Regions from separate parts of the Homo sapiens genome. Here region 1 is linked to region 2. A link is an interaction called in ENCODE POLR2A ChIA-PET data of the cell type or tissue named here. Cell type or tissue: GM12878. All regions are shown on one strand. Region 1 overlaps ENTHD1 (ENTH domain containing 1). Region 2 overlaps SGSM3 (small G protein signaling modulator 3).

What was found. Peaks named below come from ENCODE experiments on the same cell type or tissue, not always from the same donor. Only the 100,000 strongest peaks of a DNase experiment are listed, where the experiment ranks them.
Region 1: POLR2A ChIA-PET joins it to region 2 with 12 read pairs; 2 of 35 experiments call an interaction of 5 or more read pairs at or near these places.

The regions. Positions count from the first base shown.
Region 1 is chr22:39,859,035-39,861,534 of GRCh38, forward strand. The region is part of intron 3 of ENTHD1 (ENTH domain containing 1); the gene reads right to left. Among named protein-coding and RNA genes, the nearest start is that of ENTHD1, 33 kb to the right of the region's middle. In GM12878, no CTCF peak of the experiment used is centred here; DNase peaks (open chromatin) are centred at 1,017, 1,367 and 1,672; H3K4me3 peaks cover 1,270 bases; H3K27ac peaks cover 2,446 bases.
Region 2 is chr22:40,375,724-40,378,223 of GRCh38, forward strand. The region is part of intron 1 of SGSM3 (small G protein signaling modulator 3); the gene reads left to right. It also overlaps a transcript of ADSL not described here. Among named protein-coding and RNA genes, the nearest start is that of SGSM3, 6.4 kb to the left of the region's middle. In GM12878, no CTCF peak of the experiment used is centred here; no DNase peak of the experiment used is centred here; H3K4me3 peaks cover 411 bases; H3K27ac peaks cover 342 bases.

The DNA of each region.
Region 1 (2,500 bases), 520 kb before region 2:
CTTCTCCATCAGTACTTGCTGCTTCACTTTGTACTTGTGTGTTATGGTGACAGTTGCTTTCCTTGAACCTCATGAACCCACCTCTGCTAGCTTCAAGATTTTCTTCTGCAGTTTCCTCTTCTCTCTCAGTCTTTGCAGAATTAAAGACAGTTAGAACCTTGCTCTGGATTAGGCTTTGGCTTAAGTGATAATGGGGCTAGTTGGATCTTCTATCCAGACCATGCAACCTTTCTCTATAACAGCAATAAAGCTGTTTCCCATTCTTATCATTCCCGTATTCATTGGAGCAGCACTTCTAATTTCCTTCCAGAACTTTTCCTTTACATTCATAACTTAGCTAACTGTTTGGCACAAGAGGCCTACCTTTCAGCCTGTTTCGGCTTTCAACATGCCTTTCTCACTAAGTTTAACCATTTCTAGCTTTTGAATTAAAGTGAGAAACCTGCGACTCTTCCTTACACTTGAACACTTAGAGGCCATTGTAGGGTTATTAATTGGCTTAATTTCAATATTGTTGACCCTCAGGGACTAGGGAGACCCAAGGAGAGAGAGAGAGATCGGGATCAGTGAAGCAGTCAGAACACACATGACATCTATCAGTAAGTTCACTGGTCTTCTACAGCCATGGTTTGTGGTACCCCAAAACAATTACAACAGTAACATCTAAGATCACTGATCATAGATCACCATGACACATATAATAATAAGGAAAAAGTTAAAAATATTGCAAGAACTACCAAAATGTGACACAGACACAAAGTATGCACATGCTATCAGAAAAATGGTGCCAATAAACTTCTTGGGTACAGGATTGCCACAAACCTTCAATTTGTAAAATATACGTTATCTGTGAAGTGTAATTAAGCAAAGTGCAATCGATCGAGGTATGCCTGTATGTGGGTTGCTCCCTCACTTCATTCAGGTCTGTTTGAAGATTCACTTCCTCCAAAAGGCCCTCTCTCATTACGTGACCTAAAATAAACCCACCCCTGTCACTCTGTTCCCTGACCCTGCTTTCCTTTTCTTTACAGGACTTGTTATTATCTGACATATTTTATGCTTGTGACAGAGACATCCCAGTCTCTACCACTAGAATGTTAGTTCCATGATAAAAGAAAACTTATTTTACTCACTCCTATAGTTCCAAATTTCTGCTGAATATCCAAATTTTAAATAAATTCAATAATTATGTGTTTACAATGAAAGAAGAAAGAACTGACAAAAGAAAGGAAGAAGGAAGAGTAAGAAAGGTAACATCGAAGAAGCAAAAGTGGGGAAGAAACTCTGGATGAGTCATAATTGGTTATTCTTCTCTGTTACTCTGTTTTTAGCATCAGTTTGATTTAAAGGCTCCCATGAGAAAATTTCAGAATGAGTGGCTGTCTCTTTCGGAGATTTATTTCAAAAGAATCAGATCCCCTAAAGATCCCACCACTTTTAGAAGCCGGTAGGTAGTATTTGCTACTATAATTACAATGGCTACCCTCTTATAATGTCTCTCTCCAATCCCAAGTGTGGATGTTCACTCTATGTCTCACTGGGTGAACGTTTGAAACTCTTGATTAAGACAGAAAAGTACCTGAATGATTTTTAGCAAGCTTAACTTGTGTTGGTATTACTAGTAACATTGTTACATTTTTGCACTTAACTGACAGTTGGAATTATCTATTTGTACTGAATACAAAGGGACAGTTCTCTAAGTCACATTTCACTAATGTTTTTGCTTCCTCAAGCTGTCCATTTCTCATACACAACTTATCAACAGGGTTTCTACTGGAGAAGTTAGAGCAAAATGACATTTTTTAAAGTTTTAGCAAATTTGGTAGAAAAGATGATAGCATTTTTCTACTCATGTCTATTATAACATTATAAATAAATCCCTCTGTTATAAAAGTTCAGTAGTCCATATTTAAAGTTTTAAGCAAAGGAAAGGGTAAAAGGTATTGTCCTAGAATAATTTTAGAGCACTTTTAGGATTCTGAAGCATACTTTAGAAAATTTCAATTACTTGATTTATGTTACAGGATCAAAGAGACCTCATACGCACATAACTAGACACCTAGTCTTAGAAAACTGTACTCCTTCACTTTCCAGTTAAGGATAAAAAACTTAAAATTGAATCACGATGCCAAATAGGGTAGTCACTAGTTTAATACCTTAAAAGCTCAAAAACATTTTATTTGAATCAAAGATAACTGCATTCAGAAAACAGTCATAAAACTGGGCTGGGCACAGTGGCTCACGCCTATAATCCCAGCACTTTCGGAGGCCAAGGCAGGAGGATCACTTGAGGTCATGAGTTCGAGACCAGCCTGGGCAACATGCTGAAACCCTGTCTCTACTAAAAATACAAAAATTAGCTGGGCATGGTGATGGGTGCCTGTAATCCCAGCTACTCAGGAGGCTGAGTCAGGAGAATTGCTTGAACCCAGGAGACAGAGGTTGCAGTGAGCTGAGATAGTGCCACTACACTCCAGCCTAGGAGACAGAGCAAGATTCC
Region 2 (2,500 bases):
CTAATTAGCCTGCAAGCTAACACTCTAAAGACATGAAACAGGCTGGGCTTATGTCTGTAATCCCAGCACTTTGGGAGGCTGAGGTGGAAGGATCACTGAAGCCCAGGAGGTCAAGACCAGCCTGGGCAACATGGTGAGACCCTGCCTCTACAAAAAAATTTCTAAAAATTAACCAGATATGGTGGCGTGTGCTTGTGGTCCCACCTACTCAGGATGCTGAGGCAAGAGGATCACTTGAGCTCAGGAGATTGAAGCTGTAGTGAGCTGTGATCACACCACACACCACACACTCCAGCCTGGGTGACAAAGGGAGACCCTGTCTCAAAAAACTGGAAAAAAAAAAACAAGATATGAAAGAACAGATCATTTCCCTTTTCCCTCTCTTGTGTTTGAGTTTCGTTTGTAAATATCCTTAATTATGTGACTTGAGGATAGGGTTAAAGTCAAATTACCACTTTTTTTTTTTTTTTTTTTTTTTTTTTTTTTTGTCTTTTGGAAACAGTACGGTAGTCGGAGCACCAACAATGAAGTTCAACTTACGGCTCTGCTGCTTGCTTCCTTGCTTGTCTGCTTGCTTGATTGATTGACAGGGTTTTGCTCTGTTGCCCAGGTTGGAGTGCAGTGGCATGATCATAGCTCACTGAAACCTCAAACTCCTGGGCTCAAGAGGTCCTCCTGCTTTAATCTCATGAGTTGCTGTGATTACAGGTGCATGCCACTGCACCCGGCCTGGCTTTACCATTGTAAACTTCGAGAACTTACAAGTTATCTGTCATGCCTCATTTCTCTCACCTGCAAAAATGGAATAATTAGTGCTACTCATAGTAATAGCTAATATGTATTAGGTGTTTGCTATATATACCAGTCACAGTTCTAAGAATTTTATTTGTATTAACTCACAATCCTCACATCAACCCTATGTATTGCTAGTATTATGCCCATTTACAGGTGAGACAACAGTGACAGAAACAGTAATTTGCTAAAGATTGGTGGAGTCAGGATTAGAACTTAGTCTGACTCTAGAGTTTATGCTCATAATCTCCACCTTCATAGTTTTTTGTTTTTTTTAATTTAGCATATAATCAAGAAATAGAGTAGTTTTGAAGATTAAATAAAATCTATATAAAATGGCTGTGACAAGCATTTACGGTATTAAGTACTACAGTTAGCTTCGAGTTTACAAAGCATTTTGCACACATTTTCTTTGATTGTCATAGGAATAACCAAATATGCTTGTGACCATCACTGTCCGGCAGGAAACAGGCACACATTTGGTCACTTTCCCAGTCATGCAGCATGTGTGCAGACAGTGCCCTGGTGTTGCTCCTCCATATCTAGATCATGTGGAATTTGAAGCATCACATTTTGAGAAAATTTAGTAGACATAAGTTGTTTTGGCCTGTCCAGCATCCAATCCAGGTTCTTCTGGGGATAACAGCTCAATTTTGCTTTGGAGAACAGTTCATCCCTGACCAACTAGGTGGTAGGCACATGGCCCAGGTCAGGCCAACAGATGTTAGGCAAATAGATGCTTTCCTCCTTTAATTTGAATCTTAGGTTGAATGACACAGTAACAAAAGTTCAATAAACAGTTGCAGCTCCTTCATCACAACCACAGGCTAATTCCTAATATCTGGGCACTAGAGCTGCTGTTGTTTTCAACGAGCTGAGTCTTCAGCTTTTCCTTGGTTTTATGTCCTACTACATATCCTTCCAATACATTCCTGTCTTTCATAACTTAAGTTACCCAAAGTCAGTTTTGGTGGCTTGCAGCTGAGACACCTTTAACTTTTACATGGCATGAGGTCATGTCATGTAAGAGTTAAAATAGGCCTGGTGTCGTGGCTCACGCCTGTAATCCCAGCCCTCTGGGAGGCCAAGGCAGGCGGATCCATTGGGCTAAGGAGTTTGAGACCCGCCTGGGCAACATAATGGGAACCTGTCTCTACAAAAAAAAACTTTAAAAATTATAAATAGCTGGGCATGGTGGCATGTGCCTGTAGTCCCAGCTACTTGGGAGGCTGAGGTGGGAAGATTACTTGAGCTTGGGAGGTCAAGGCTGCAGTGAGCTGTGATCGTGCCACTGTACGCCAGCCTGGGTGACAGAGCAAGACCCTGTCTCAAAAAAAAAAAAAAAAAAGTTAAAATAATCAGCTAACTTTAACCTGAAGAGGAGAGAAATCTTGGAGAAGATGTGGGTATCTTCAAATGTCTGAAGTATGTAGAATACAAAGTACCCCTAAAAAGACCAAAGAGTAGATATTACTAGCAAACAGATTTCTGCCCACGTTAAAGCCTAAGGCAGGGCTATCCACAGGTGACAGACTGTCTTGGTATGTGGAAATAGATACATCCACTAAATTGTTCAAGCCAAGACAAGATGGTCACCTGGGAGGAGTAATATGGGTTTAGTAATCTAATGGGGACTGGGTGTGGTGGCTCATGCCTGTAATTCCACTGCTTTGGGAGGCTGAGGCAGGATGATCGCTTGAGGCCAAGA